Linked DNA regions of Homo sapiens: region 1 is linked to region 2. A link is an interaction called in ENCODE POLR2A ChIA-PET data of the cell type or tissue named here. Cell type or tissue: Panc1. All regions are shown on one strand. Links, peaks and the distances in the headings refer to the core of each region. The heading gives the core; the rest is flanking DNA. Region 1 has its middle 87 kb from the start of SPATA31C2. Region 2 has its middle 35 kb from the start of CDK20.

Region 1 (8,053 bases), core at 1,953-4,452, 210 kb after region 2:
CCAAAAATAAATTGAAATTTCCCCATCAACTGTTAACGTCCCTTCCCATTCTTTTCACTCTTAGGGATTTTTTTCCTACAGATTTATTTTTCCATGCATTCCCCACTGCCCTCAGCCTTTTTGGTAACTGGGTCCAGGTCAGCCAAGCAGTGTTTAGGACACTGTTTCCTAAGCATTGGCGGTGGTGACCTAGTGGCACCAAGAATTCCCTCAGAAACTTAATAATGATGCAAACCCCCAAGTGTCCTCTGTAGTGGGTCTGGCATGGGCTCTGGAAACGGAGCGTTACATCCCTCCTGGGAGACTAAAGCATGTCTCACCTTGGGAACCATGGCGTGCAGAGTCTCTGCTAGCGGACACTTGGGGGCTGAATTGTACCGCTCCCACAAATTCCTATGTTGAAGCCCTAACAGCCAGGACCTCAGAATGTGGCTGTATTCGAAGATGGGGGTCTTTAGGCCGGGTGCGGTGGCTCATGCCTGTAATCCCGGCACTTTGGGAGGCTGAGGTGGGTGGATCACGAGGTCAAGAGATCGAGACCATCCTGGCTAACATGGTGAAACCTCGTCTCTACTAAAAATAAAAAAAAAATTAGCCTGGAGTGGTGGCGGGCGCCTGTAGTCCCAGCTACTCGGGAGGCTGAGGCAGGAGGATTGCTTGAACCAGGGAGGCAGAAGGTTGCAGTGAGCTGAGATCACGCCACTGCACTCCAGCCCGGGAGACAGTGCGAGACTCCGTCAAAAAAAAAAAAAAGAGGGGGGGTCTTTAAAGATCCCATTAAATTAAAATGAGTCATGGGACAGGCGCAGTGGCTCACACCTGTAATCCTAGTATTTTGAGAAGCCGAAACAGGTAGATCATCTAAGGTTAGGAGTTCAAGACAAGCCCGGCCAACATGGCGAAACCCTGTCTCTACCAAAAAAAAAAAAAAAAAAAGTAGCTGGGTGTTGGCCAGGTGCGGTGGCTCGTGCCTGTAATACCAGCACTTTGGGAGGCCGACACAGGCGGATCATGAGGTCAGGAGATCGAGACCATCCTGGCTAACACGGTGAAACCCTATCTCTACTAAAAATACAAAAAATTAGCCGGACATAGTGGCGGTTGCCTGTAGTCCCAGCTACTTGGGAGGCTGAGGCAGGAGAATGGCGTGAACCTGGGAGGCAGAGCTTGCAGTGAGCTGAGATCATGCCACTGCACTCTAGCCTGGGTGACAGAGCGAGGCTCTGTCTCAAGAAAAAAAAAAGAAAGAAAAAGAAACCAACAACAACAACAAAAAATAATAAAATAAGTCGTATGGCTGGGGCCTAATCTAACATGACTGGTGTCCTTATAAGAGGCAATTAGGACACAGACACACACAGAGGAAAGGCCATGTGAGGACACAGGGAGAAGAAGGCTGTCTACAAGCCGAGGAGAGAGGCCTCAGGAAAAAACAACCATGTGCACACCTTGATCTCAGACCTCCAGCCTCCAAGACTTAAAAAGGTAAATGTCTGTTGTTGAAGTCCCCAGATCTGGGATATGTTGTTACAGCAGCTCTAACAAACTAATACGACACTCCAATCAAGTGTTCTTAACAGCATGCTCAGAACTGCTGGGCTGGGGCCTTGGCTCTGAGATATTTAAGCCTCAGGTGGGGAGACCAGCCTTCCAGATAAGAGTGATTTTTAAAGCTAGCAAAGCCCCAGCTATACAGTGCTTACCTTTGCTTATATCACAGTTACAGAGTTTTTGCGTCAGTAACACTTGAAAACTCCTTGAAAGCATTTGTTATTCATAGGTAAAGTAGATGGTCTACAAATGAATGTGGTTAATAATTTTAACCTTGAGATATGATCTATTCTGAATTAGAATCATATTCTGAATTAGAAGCTTTACTAGATTTCTACTTTGCAAGGGGATTTTGCTGTGGAGTGTTTTGCAGATTCCCACTCACCTTAGCAATTTAATTCCACAAATGGATGTCGAGCTCCACCAGCTTTTTAATCACCCCACTTAGTAATGAAGTGAGTTAAATGAATTTATATCATCCCAGCCACTTGACATGCAATCATCAGACAGCCCAACAGTGCCAGGGGCCTGGTGGAAGAGCAGTGAGAATTACAGGAGCTTCAATCAGAAGAAGGCTTTGTGCAAAGGCTGCACAACCAAGACAGAGACAGAGACAGGAAGGAAGGGGCAACGAGACTAGCCTCCAGCAGAGACATCAGAGACATGGGACTGCTGGATCATGTGTACAGCACGTGTCATGGATGGGACCCATGAGGCAGGACTAAGGATTGCCTAGAAGCGAGTGAGCCCAAGGACAGCAAACGATGAGGGCAGGGAGCAGAGAGGAGAGGGAGGCATGGAGAGGTCCTCACTTCTTCCTCTACCCTGTCTTGACTGCAGGTGTCTTGAGGGCAGAAGCACCCCCAATGCTTCCTTCACCTTCCTGCAGCAAAAGGCAGCATGGATTGGGTGCTGAGCACAATGTTGGGTTCCACACTGCTCAATAAAGACAAGCTCTTTATCTGATCACTAGCCTGTGTGCATGATAAACACATGCTGACTTCAAGGAAGGTCAGTAGGTTGAAAAATGCATTGATGGGATGAATATAAGTTCTGTCTCTAGTGGGAACAGCTTCGCCTTCACTGTGCTGATGGCACACTTTTGGAGAAGTGCCAGTCACATGTTCTAAACCTCTGGCCAAATAGGTATTTTGGTAAACTAGGCCAAATACCCCATGGCCCTGGCCACAGTGGCTGGTCTAAGGCAGGGCAGCAAGGAACCCAAGTCATTGGGACCTTACAATGTGGCACTGGAGAGAAAGGCCGTGGCCCCTCCTGTCTCATTCAGAAAGAGATGATGCTAGATCTGCCACAGCCACATTCCCACCACCGTCTGCAGTTAGGAAATGAAACCAAAAAGAGACCAGCGGAGAAGGGAGGGAGCATCCTGGATACCCCACACTGCTGGGTCTATCAGCCTGAACTGTGTCCACCCCACACTTACCAGCTTGTGTGAGCAAGTGAATTCCCTCTTAGGTTTAAGCTGATTTGAGGTTTCACTCACACAGGATATGAGGCCTGGGGTGGGCTGTGGCACCTGACAGACCTTACAATACAGAAGAGACTGGATCAAGACAGGAGAAGGCTGGGCTCTCCCTACGTTAACCGCCCTCACAGAGAGGAGTAAAGCTGCTGGGAAACCCTCGCCTTTCGCCAACAGGGATTGAACCACATCCCTGCTGAACTTCATCCAGAGAGCAGTGGAAAACGCCAGAATATGAGGTGGTGCATCAGCCTTCTCCCGCCTTCAACTATGAGACAAGCCTCCCTTCAAACAGGCAGAAACAGGATGGAATTCAGTTTGTTTTAAAAAACAAAACCAAAAATAAACCAGAGAGAAGAGCTTTTCTGACTGAGACCAGAGAACCAATACAGATAGGTCAGGTAATCACGCCCTTTTTCTGATTATAAAAGGCAAATTCCCTGCCGCAACCTGGAGTCAGTGTGAGCAAGTAACAAGGTATCTAGGATTGCTTAGGGGCTGCAGAGAACCTATAGGTCAGAGTGACTCAACATTGAAAAGAGTTAGGCCAATAGAGGAGCTTGCAGGAGCTCAGCAGGTGGGAGGAGAGTGACAACACAGTTTCATGTCCTGGGCCATTCTTCTGCCAAAGTGGTACTCAGCTCCCATTGGGTGGCTACCACCCACGACTACAGCTTTCTCCCAAGGACCCACCAGGGCCCAGGGAGGGACCAGCTACTCTCACTCCCCATTCCTAACGCAAGGGCTGCACCACCCCTCGATGGCTTCCCCGCCCCCATGTTCACCTCTGTGAATAATCCCTTTACAGTTTCCGTGCTGCGGTCCCTCCCACTGAGCTCCTCACTGGCACAGGGGCATGTTGGGGACCTTGGGGTCATTTTTTGCCATTTAGTGTAGTCGTGACCTAGCACTTACGTAGTGAAATACAAAGCATTGTATTACAAGTTGTTTTTATCTTCCATACTCTCTTTTTTTGTTGTTTGTTTGTTTGTCTTTGTTTTTGTTTTGAGACAGAGTCTTGCCTTGTCACCCAGGCTGGAGTGAAGTGGCATGATCTTGGCCCACTGCAACCTCCACCTCCCAGGTTCAAGCAATTCTCCTGCCTCAGCCTCCTGAGTAGCTGGGATTACAGGTGCGTGCCACCACATTGGGCTAATTTTTGTAGTTTTACAAAAATTAGTAGAGATGGGGTTTCACCATGTTGGCCAGGCTGGTCTCGAACCCCTGACTTCAAGTGATCCGCCCACCTCAGCATCCCAAAGTGCTAGGATTACAGGTGTGAGCCACTGTGCCCAGCCTCCATATTTTCAAACAGAATTATATTGATTATTTTGGACCATGAGCATACATTGGTTATAAAATCAATGAATTTCATTTTAAGATAGTGAATAGAATGTTTCTAAATATCTTTTAAGGGTGGGCTGGAAGAAGGGCTGGGTCTCAGAGTTGGAAACCACTGGTTAGGGATTTGGCGTCTTCCCTTCCCAAAGACTGCTAGACTCCATACACAATTATTCAACCCTTCCCAAATTCCAGCCTTCTGTACCCATAAATAAACAGCTTTGCCAGGCACCTAAAACAGCCAAAGTTCTTCTTTCACCTTTTTCCTGGTTTCCCACATACATAACGAAGATTTGCTCAAAGATGGCCTATACCAACAAGGGGGGAAATGTAATTTCTGGTAGGGCAAAGAAAATCATGTACTGGCTGGGTACAGTGGCTCATGCCTGTAATCCCAGCACTTTGGGAGGCCGAGGCAGGTGGATCACCTGAGGTCAGGAATTCAAGACCAGCCTGGACAACATGGTGAAAACCCCTTCTCTACTAAAAATACAAAAATTAGTCGGGTTTGGTGGCACACACCTGTAGATCCAGCTACTCAGGAGGCTGAGGCAGGAGAATCACTTGAACCCAGGAGGCAGAGTTTGCAGTGAGCTGAGATCGTGCCACTGCACTCCAGCCTGGGTGACAGAGCGACACTCCATCTAAAAACAAGCAAAGAAAAAATCATGTATTATATTTCATGATGGTTATTCTAGGGGGAAAGGAAGGAAGGTAACCTGGCTGTACACCTGAGCATGTTCAGGCCTGGGCTGTACCCTGACGTGCACCATCTCCTCTACTCCTCACAACAGCGGGCTCTGCTTTTCCCTTCCTGGCACTTATCAATATCTGGCGGTTTATATAGCAATTAAACTTCCTTCCTCACCACCTCCCAATGTGAGCTCTGTGTAGGGAGCTGTTTTGCTCACTGTTGTATCCCAAGCACCGAGGACTTCCTGGATGAGAGAGGATTTTGAAGAAATGTGTGTTAAAATAATTGTGTTATGCCAGGTGCAGTGACTCATGCCTGCAATCCCAGCACTTTGGGAGGCTCAGGCGGGTGGATCACTTGAGGTCAAGAGTTCGAGACCAGCCTGGCCAACATGGTGAAACCCCATTTCTACCGAAAATATAAAAATTAGCCTGGTGTTGTGGAACATGTCTGTAATCCCAGCACTTAGGGAGGCCGAGGTGGGTGGATCGCCTGAGCTCAGGAGTTCAAGACCAGCCTGGCCAACATGATGAAACTCTGTCTCTAGAAAAATACATAAAAAATTAGCCAGACATGGTGGCAGGCGCCTGTAAACCCAGCTACTCAGGAGGCTGAGGCAGTAGAATCGCTTGAGCCTGGGAGGCAGAGGTTGCAGTGAGCCGAGATCACATCATTGTACTCCATCCAGCCTGGGCAGCAGAGCGAGACCCTGACCCCACCCCCAACCCCTGCCAAAAAATTGTGTTATGACTTAGGTATTATCAATGCCATTCCATGCTGAGGAACCTGAGGCTTGGAGAAATTACAAGACTGTCTGTGATGGTGAATTTTGTGTGTCAACCTTGCTAGGCCATGGTGCTCAGCTGTATGGTCAAACACAGTTCAGATGTTGCGGTGACAGTATTTTAAAGATGTGACTAACGTTTATAATCGGTACTTTGAGTAAAGCAGACAACTTTCATAATGTGAATGGGCCTCAAACAATCTGTTGAAAGCCTTAAAAGCAAAGCCTACGATTTCCCAAAAAAGAAGGAATCCTGTCTCGAGACTGCAACGTAGAAACCTCACCTGAGTTTCCAGCCTGCTGGCCTGTGGAATTCTGACTCAAAACTCAAACACCAACTCCAGCCTGAATCTTCAGCCTGCCAGCCTGCCCTGTGGATTTTGGGTTTGCCAGCTGCCCCAATCATGTGAGCCAACTCCTTAAAATAAACCCAGATAGATAAGTGATAGATAGATAGATAGATACATAGGCAGATAGACAGAGAGTATACCTATATATATAGAGAGAGAATGAGGTTTCTATGTTGCAGTCTTGAGACAGAATTCCTTCTTTTTTGGGAAATCATATATATATATGATATATATACACATATATATATAATCTCCTATGTATCTATCTATCTAAATATGTATGTGTATATATGTATACATATCTAGATAGACAGATAAGAGATAGATATATATAGGAGATATCTATATCTATATCTATATCTATCTAAAGTCTCCTTTCAGTATATCCTACCACTCTGTTTCTCTGGAGGACCATGACCAACACACCATCCAAGCTCACATCTGCTCAGTGTCAAGGATGGCTAATGACTGATATTTATTATGTGATTCAGTCCTTATAAAGATCATGCATGATGTTTCACAGGTGAGGAAACTAAGGCTCAAGTGTTAAGAAACTGGCCCAAGTTGCACAGCTGGAAAGAGTCAGGCTTTGCACACAGGTGCCACCTGTGAGTCTGACTCTCCTCACTGCTGCACCACTCCCCTGAAAGGAACAGCGAGAGCCCATCTGACTCCTTCGCTGTGCCTCTCCCAATAGCATCCTCAAGAACACCTAGAACAGAAGCATCAACAGTCCCCATAACCATGACGACCACAGCCAGCCATGCAAGAGCCCAGCAGCAATGACGACCACCACTAGAGTCAGCGGTGTCAGAGCCCAACATAACCACCACTAGAGCCAGTGGTCCCCAAGGCTCTGTTTCCCTCCAGGCACCTTTCTGGCACTTTCTGTGTACAAATACCTTTCCTCCCCACAAGGGCACCATGAGGTAGGCGCTGCTTTATCAAACAAAGCAACATTGCTACACATGAGTTGCATCGCTTGCCTGGGTTAAAGTTACATACAGGGACCAAGTTTCTTGATTATCACTAAGTGCTTGCAATAGCCACAGACTTTCTCAGTGGTGAGGCATGTCACCGTCCACACAGACGCTACTAGGCAGGAACTATAGCTGCCATCAGTTGTTCAGGGTGTCCAGGCCATCCCTGAAGGGCCTCAGTGAAGCCCCTTGTGATATTAAACCCTTCCCCGCAGTTTGCCCAGGTTGCCTAGAGTGGGTGGCGATGAGGAAAGGTGCAGGGGCCTCTGTGTGGGGACATCACAGTCAGTGGCCCATGGTCTCAAAGGATGGCTGCCACCATTACCCCTCTGTTGTCGGAACTTCTGTTGGGCCAGCCTTCGGCCCAGACCTCACACTGCTGCTATACATGCGACACGAGCCCTGGCAGAGCTCGCAGGATTCTCAGCTGGGGGGCTTCAAAGACAGCCTTACAAAGGCACAAACATCACCCTTCACTCAACCAGCCTGTACCCTGTATGTAACAAGCCTGTGGCTCACAGTCTGCTTGGGAGGCCCACACTTGATATCAGAGCACTGAGGACAGAGTGTAAATCTGGGCTTGCTGAGACAGAGTGTAAATCTGGGCTTGCTGAAGATGCCATGTAGAACAAACCAAGCCCTGCACAAAAAACCCTGTGCGGGGGGAACAGGAGCAGCTCTGAGTGTGGGGTTGGGAGAAACTTTCATTTCATGCTTAAAGTAGTTCATAGTGAGTGAACATCACTTTTATAATCAGAAAAAACATGTAAGGATCTTTTTCTACTTGCCTCCCAAAAACTGAGTATTAGTTTTGTTCATCTGATAAATCCAGAGAGAGACAGAGACAAAGAGAGATTCAGACCGAGAGAG
Region 2 (8,053 bases), core at 3,733-6,232:
TGGGAGGTGGAGGTTGCAGTGAGCCGAGATGGTGCCACTGCACTCCAGCATGGGCGACAGAGCTAGACTGTGTCTCCACAACAACAACAACAACAAACAAGACATTCCATAGTGAGTTGAGTTGATCTAGTCAAGACTATGTTTTTATTCACAAAGTATATTAGACACTCATAAATTAATATGTTCTTTCCATAAGAGATGGCTGGATGTGTTTTCTTGTTGTTGTTTTGTTTTTGAGACAGATTCTCGTGCCTCAGCCTCCCGGGTAGCTGGGATTACAGGCGCCCACCACTATGCCCGGCCAATTTTTGTATTTTTAGTAGAGACTTCACCATGTTGACCAGGCTGGTCTCGAACTCCTGGACTCAAGCAATCTGTCCGCCATGGCCTCCCAAAGTGCTGGGATTACAGGCGTGAGCCGCCGCGCCCAGCCAGGATTTGCAACATAGCTGTGAATCAACGAATTTTTTTTGTTGTTATTTGAGGCTAATGTTTCCAAAATCATGGAAAAAGGCTGCCTGGCAAATCAGTATAATCCTACTATTTAGGCCTAAAACAGTCTCCTTACTTTATGAAAAAGGCCGTGATGGGACCAGCGCCCCCACAGCCACACTGCAAAGAGGGTCCCAGACTCAGGCTCAGAAGAAGCAGCGCTCCCTGCAGGCCCCGAAGCTGGGTGGCACAAGCCGGGTCGCGGCTCTGGCGGGAGCGCGGGGACCTGCGGATCAGCACTAGCGCCGCTTCCAGGGTCATCCCTACTCTCAGGCTCAGGGGGCCCATCAGCCGCATGACCTGAAGCTTCTCTCAAGGAACCCCAAACCCCCCAACGCGGGGGACAGTCTCATCCGAGGACCACCCAGCCCCAGGGTGGCCCAGTCCCTGGACCGCTCCGCCACAGGACAACTCGGGGACTGCCCATCCGAGCACATCCTGTCCGAGGACCTTCCAGCGCCTGAGGATGCAGAGCAGGGGAAGGCGGGAAGCTCAGATGTCGTGTCCAGTACCTGCAGGCCCCAGAACTCGAGGCAGCCCCTGAGGCCGCAGTCCAGCCAGCGAGTAGGGAGGCCGGTCCAGGCAGCTCCGGCTCTCGCACGTCGGGGGACTCCCCAGGCTCCAGGCTCGCTCTGCGGCGCTCCTCCCGGGCCAGCTTCAGGATGGAAACGACAGGGCCCGCACGAGCATCTGAACGCTGATGTCCCGGCCATTCCTTAGCTGGCCGGCTCACCCCCATGCCCTGCCCTCGGTGTGGTGTGGTGGGGTGGGGTGTGGGTAGGTGTTCCTTTCTGCTCTGAGAGGCTATTGCCGCTCCATTTTAAGCCACAGGATGTAAAAGGAAATTTCACATGACTTGCAGAACTGTCTGGGAAGTCCCCACCTCTCCTCATAGCAGACTCCTGCGGTAAGCCACGCTAACCTCCCTCCTCTCCAGATTCTCTTCTGCTAAAGATTTTCTTGGTTTCTTTCCTCCTCTGAGCTGGCTCACACCTTATGTGGGTGTGCTTCGAGCGCTCAGAGGTCACAGACGCTCATTCCCGCCCTTTGGCGGCGTGGTTCCGACCCCCAACTCTTCCCGCAGCCCAGCCCCTCCTGCTGGGAAGGTGAAGAGGCGTCTGGCGGGACTTCTCAAGGGATGGAAGAACCTAGAAAGGAAAAAGTAGGCCACATAGCAAGAATGCCAGGGGTGCCTCAGACGGCATAGCGGCTTCTCAGACTGATCCTGTTAAAGAACTGAAATAGCAGATGCTCCCTGAAATGTTTCAAGACCCCCAAATGTGGTGACTGTCCCTGGAGAGGTACCCAGAAGCCATTTAAATCCTTTTGCCTGGAGAATCTGCAGAGCTCACAGTGGCTCATTCTGCCTTTGGCAGAAAAATAAAATGCCTCAGGTAACAAACTGAGTCAGTTTTTACATTTTCCCTCTAGGCCCTGACTTTAGGCAGCAGCTGCCTGAAGCCGGCTCTATAATTTATTTTTATCTTGCTCCTCTGTGACATGAGACAAGAAATACACCTAAAGTCATCACCCCTAATCTGGAGTTTCGCTTTCCACAATTTCAGTTACAGGAGGTCAACCTTGGTCCAAAAATATTAAATGGAAAATTCCAGAAATAAACAGTAAGTTTTAAATTGCATTCTGTTCTGAGTGGTGGGATGAAATCTTGCCCTGTCCAGCTCTGTCCCACCCAGTACATGAATCGCCCCTTTGTCCAGCATATCCACCCTGTCTATGCTACCTTCCCATTAGTCACTTATTAGCTGTCTCAGTTATCAGATCAGGAAGAAAAGTAAGTACAGGATAAGATATTTTGAGAGACAGAGAGAGAGACCACATTTACATAACTTTTATTGCAGTATATTGTTATAATTGTTCTATTTTATTATTGTTGTTATTAATCTCTTACAGTGCCTAATTTATAAATTGAACTTTATCATAAGGCCGAGCGTGGTGGCTCATGCCTGTAATCCCAGCACTTTGGGAGGCCAAGGTGGCCAGATCACCTGAGCTCAGGAGTTCAAGACCAGCCTGGCCAACATGGTAAAACCCTGTCTCTACTAAAAATACGAAAATTAGCCAAGTGTGGTGGCACGCACCTGTAATCCCAGCTACTCAGGAGGCTGAGGCAGGAGAATTGCTTGAACCTGGAAGGCAGAGGTTGCAGTAGCCAAGATCGCACTACTGCACTCCAGCCTGGGTGACAGAGCAAGACTCTGTCTCAAAAAAAATACATAAATAAATAAACTTTATCATAGTTATGTATGCATAGAAAAAAACCCAGAGTATAATATATATAGGGTTTGTTACTATCTGAGGTTTCAGACATCCACTGGGGGGTCTTGGGGGTCTTGGAATGTGTCCCCCATGGATAAGGAGGGGGGAAACTACTGTAGTTCTCTGTATAAGTGCCTGACCAAGCATTTTACAAATAATGGTATAATTTGCTGTCAGTGCATCACATTGTGTCTGTCAAAATGTTATTTTCTTGAACTTTAAGTAACCAAAACAATCTCAAAAACAATAAGGTTGGAGGTCTCATACATCTGGATTTGAAAACTTACTGCAAAGCTACGGTAATCAAAACAGTGTGGTACTGGCATAGAAACAGCCCCATAGACTAATGGAATAGAACAGAAAGCCCAGAAATAAACCTTTATATATATGGTCAAATGATTTTTATTTTTTTTTGGAGATGGAGTCTTGCTCTGTCACCCAAGCAGGAGTGCAGTGGTATGATCTTGGCCCACTGCAACTTCCATCTCCCAGGTTTAAGTGATTCTCCTGCCTCAGCCTCCCGAGTAGCCGAAACTACAAGCACACACCACCACACCCAGCTAATTGCTGTATTTTTAGTAAAGACAGGGTGTCACCATGTTAACCAGGCTGGTCTCAAACTCCTGACCTCAGGCAATCCACCCGCCTTGGCCTCCCAAAGTGCTGGGATTACAGACGTGAGCCACCCCGCCAGGCTTTCAAATGATTTTTTTTAACAATGATACCAAGACCATTTACAGGGAAAGAATAGTTTTTTCAAAAAATAGTGTTGAAAGGCTGGATATGGTGACTCATACCTGTAATCCCAGCACTTTGGGAGGCTGAGGCAGGAGGATTGCTTGAGCCCAGGAGGTCAAGATCAGCCTGGACAATATAGTGAGGCCTCATCTCTGAAAAAATAAAAATAATAAATGTTGTAGGGAGATTGAGTCTCCACATGCAACAGAATGAAGCTGGACCCTTACCCAGTGCCATATGCAAAAATTAACTCAAAATGGATCAAAGACCTAACTATAAAAGCTAAAACTGTAAGAATCTTAGGCTGGGCACAGTGGCTCACGCCTGTGGTCCCAGCATTTTGGGAGGCCGAGGCGGGCAGATCACGAGGTCAGGAGATCAAGACCACCCTGGCTAACACGGTGAAACCTCATCTCTAATAAAAATACAAAAAAATTAGCTGGGTGTGGTGGCAGGCACCTGTAGTCCCAGCTACTCGGGAGGCTGAGGCAGGAGAATGGTATGAACACAGGAGGCGGAGCTTGCAGTGAGCCAGGATTGTGCCACTGCACTCCAGCCTGGGTAACAGAGTGAGACTCCGTCTCGAAAAAAAAAAAAAAAACTATAAGAATCTTAAAAGAAGTCTTCCTTATATCAGATTTGACAATGATTTCTTGAATGTGATACCAAAAGCATGGGCAACATAAGAAAAAATAGATAAATTGAAGTCAATAAAAATGGAAAACTTTTTCCCTGGTGGTCTAGTGGTTAGAAAACAAACAAACAAACAAGTTTAAAACTTTGTGCATTAGAGGACACAATCAGTTCAGGCGCAGTGGCTCACACCTGTAATCCCAGCACTTTGGGAAGCCAAGGCAGGAGGATCACTTGAGGTCAGGAGTTCAAGACTAGCCTGGGCAACATGGTGAAACTTCATCTCTACTAAAGATACAAAAATTAGCCAGGCATGGTGGCACACAACTGTAATCCCAGCTACTTGGGAGGCTGAGGTGGGAGAATTGCTTGAACCCAGGAGGTGGAGGTTGCAGTGAGCTAAGATCATGCCATTGCTCTCCAGCCTGGGCAACAGAGCAAGGCTCCATCCCTTACCACCAAAAATATTATTTTCTTTTATGTGATAGTGATACCAATTCCTAAAATTAATATAGGGCCACAATTATGCAGAGTTCTTGGTTGGATTTATGGATGATAAAAGTCTTTTCCCATTATGACTGACCTTTCCACTCTTTTTTTTTTTTTTTTGAGATGGAGTGTCACTCTGTCGCCCAGGCTGGAGTGCAGTGGCGCAATCTCAGCTCACTACAAGCTCTGCCTCCTGGGTTCATGCCATTTTCCTGCCTCAGCCTCCCGAGTAGCTGGGACTACAGGCGCCCACCACCACGCCTGGCTAATTGTTTGTATTTTTAGTAGATACGAGGTTTCACCATCTTGGCCAGGCTGGTCTTGAACTCCTGACCTTGTGATCCACCTGCCTCGGCCTCCCAAAATGCCGGGATTACAGGCATGAGCCACCGAGCCTGGCCCCACCTTTTCACTCTTAAATCCAGATTTTTAATGAACAGAAGTTCTTGGCCTTAATAGAGTCAAATGTTTTTAATGGAGTCATTGTTTCCCTTTGTGGCTAGTGCTTTTTATGCTGTTTGAGAGCACTGTGCTTATCTGAGGTTTTATGAAAAGGCAGTACTGAGAGTTGGCAGGTGGATCTGCTTGCCCAAGGCTGGGAGCGAGAATCAGTGTAGAGCCAGTTGGGCTTCAAGGCCTTTGCCCAAGACTTTCTAAAAGCTGCTTTAAGGTTTTACTATGTCAGGGCTACAAGTTCTGCCTTTGAAACTTTCCACATTCTCTAGCAACTTAAATTCTTTTTTTTTTTTTTTGAGACGGAGTTTTGCTCTTGTTGCCCAGTCCTTTCTTTCTGACAGATTTGATGGCAAACTCATTCCTAATTGCCTGGCTTCTTGGTAGATGAAACCCCCTTCTCTTCCCAGGGCACTAGGTCTCTCTTTGGGAATCTGCCCCTGTAGAGAGCTGCCCTGTTCACTGCAGCTCCAAAATACTGGAGAAAAACTTAAATGTCTACCAGCAGAGGGAGGAAGAGTTAAAATAGAGAAAATCCAGGAAACTGAATTCTGTGCACCCACTAAATACTGCCAATGTGCTGGCAGGAAAGGATATCCAAGAGATGAGAAAACATATTTTGCAGTCTAATAGATTTAGCATGCTTACCTTTTTGTAAAATAAATAATATACTGTGTGTATTAATATAAGAAAATTCTGGGCCAGGTGCAGTGGCTCACATCTGTAATCCCAGCACTTTGGGAGGTCGAGGCAGGCAGATAACCTGAGGTCAGGAGTTTGAGACCAGCCCGGACAACATGTCTCTACTAAACATACAAAAATTAGAGGGGCATGGTGGTGGGTGCCTGTAATCCCAGCTACTTGGGAGACTGAGGCAGGAGAATCACTTGAACCCGGGAGGTGGAGGTTGCAGTGAGCTGAGACCATGCCATTGCACTCCAACCTGGGCAACAAGAGCAAAACGCCATCTCAAAAAAAAGAAAAAGAAAAAGAAAAAAAGAAAATTCTGGGAGGACAATATGAATAGTTACCTATTGGAGGGGAGGGGTTTTCTCTTGGAAGGGCAGGTACTGAGGGCTGTGGTGAGCCGAGGGCAGATGCTTCACTTTAATTTTATATCTTTTTAAAAAATTGTGGGATTATTGTTGGTTTTAACCTTATTTGTATGCTTTATCTTCCTCTGTAATTTTCCTAGTGAAACTAATAAAACAAGGCCAAGGCAGGAGGATCTCTTGAGGCCAGGAGCTCGAGAGGAGGCTGGGCAACATAGTGCAACCCGCCTTCTCTACAAAAAAATAAACAATAATACATAATAAAACAGGGCAGGGTGTGGTAGCTCATGCCTGTAATCCCAGCACTTTGGGAGGCTGAGGCAAGTGGATCTCTTAAATCTAGGAGTTCGAGACCAGCCTGGGCAACATGGTGAAACCCTGTCTGTACTAAAAATACAAAAATTAGCTGGGTGTGGTGGCGCAGGCCTATAGTCCCAGCTACTCAGGCGGCTGAGGTGGGAAGATTGCTTGAGCTTCGGAGGCAGATGTTGCAGTGAGCTGAGATCATGCCACTGTACTCCAGCCTTGGCCACAGAGTGAGACCCCATCTCAAAAACAAACAAAAACAAAAACAAACCTCACACACTAAATAAAACAAAGTTAAGACAGGAAGGAGAGAGATTTTGTCTCAGATGTCTGCATCCTTACCTTCAGACCCAGTCTCTGACTTTGTTTTCTAGTGAGATAAAAATAAATAGGCCCCCACATGTCAGAGTTGAATGATTTCTTAGAACTCGTGATCCAGTGACCTCCTTTTTCAGGTGATGCAGGGGTGCCGGCCCTCACCTGGAACCTGCAGTTCAGGTTAAAATGTTGGCTTTGCCACTTGTGGGTAAGGTCCCCTTTAGGGAAGTGATTTTCCATCTCCTAGCCTTCACCCCTGCAAACCCAGCTCCATGGTAATTGTAACAGTTTTCTGACTGCTAACAACCTACAGAAAAGAAGCTGGAGAAAAGTCACAACAAACAGGAGACAAGTGCAGTCCTCCTGTCTGGAGGTGTTAAAATATTCGGGCGGTGCTCAAAGGGCACCAGTGACATTTGTTTGCATCTCAATGGCATTTAAGGATAATCTATGCTGAGCAGCTTATTTCATCAAGCAGGAAGTGAGACCCAGAAAGCAAAGTCTTTTGCCAAAGAGTTCCTTAGGCAGGGACAGGTTCCAGGACAAAGGAGAGAGTGAAAGCTGCAGGAAGCTTGTCCTTCTCTCCACTAAGGAGACAATTCACAATCCCCAAAATGTGTCTCCTTTCTGGGAACTCTTTATCTCTGCACCTTGAAAGCTATCATCTCTCCAGGTGTTCTGGGCTCTGGTAGCCTTTTCTAGATAGGTGGGGAAGAGGTAGAGAACTTAGGCCAAGACTTGTCAAGAGTTTCCAAGGGCAATTTGGGGAAAAGATGAGAGGAGGACATGAACATCTGTTCCCAGCTGGGCTCATTGACTCAATCCTGTAATCTTAGCACTTTGGGAAGCCAAGGCGGGAGGTTTGCCTTGCAGTCAGGAGTTCGAGACCAGCCTGGGCAACATAGCGAGACCCCCACCCTCCCTGCCACCATCTCTACTAAAAAAGAAAAAAGAAAATAGACATCTGTCCCTAGGTGGAGGAGGGTTGGTGTTTCTCTTAGGAATACCTGTTTCCATGGAAACATAGGGATGACACCAGTCCCCAGGCCTGAGTTGGCAGCACAGCTCTACCGCACAACCATGCGGGCTGAGAGCAGTTTCAGTGTCCACCCTCCTGGAGCCGTGCTGCTCAGGAGAAATATAATGTCAGCCACATATGTAACATTACGTTTACACTAATAACATTCAACTAAAAAGAACCAGGTGAAATTGATTTTAATAATACATTTCATTTTACCCAATATGTCAAAAATGTTATTTTCACATGTAATGCATATAAAAATCACTGAGATAGG

What was found. Peaks named below come from ENCODE experiments on the same cell type or tissue, not always from the same donor. Only the 100,000 strongest peaks of a DNase experiment are listed, where the experiment ranks them.
Region 1: POLR2A ChIA-PET joins it to region 2 with 8 read pairs; 2 of 35 experiments call an interaction of 5 or more read pairs at or near these places.

The regions. Positions count from the first base shown.
Region 1 is chr9:88,221,489-88,229,541 of GRCh38, forward strand. No RefSeq gene overlaps it. Among named protein-coding and RNA genes, the nearest start is that of SPATA31C2, 87 kb to the left of the region's middle. In Panc1, for the core only: no CTCF peak of the experiment used is centred there; no DNase peak of the experiment used is centred there; H3K27ac peaks cover 512 bases.
Region 2 is chr9:88,005,987-88,014,039 of GRCh38, forward strand. No RefSeq gene overlaps it. Among named protein-coding and RNA genes, the nearest start is that of CDK20, 35 kb to the left of the region's middle. In Panc1, for the core only: a CTCF peak has its summit at 5,624 (motif pointing right); no DNase peak of the experiment used is centred there.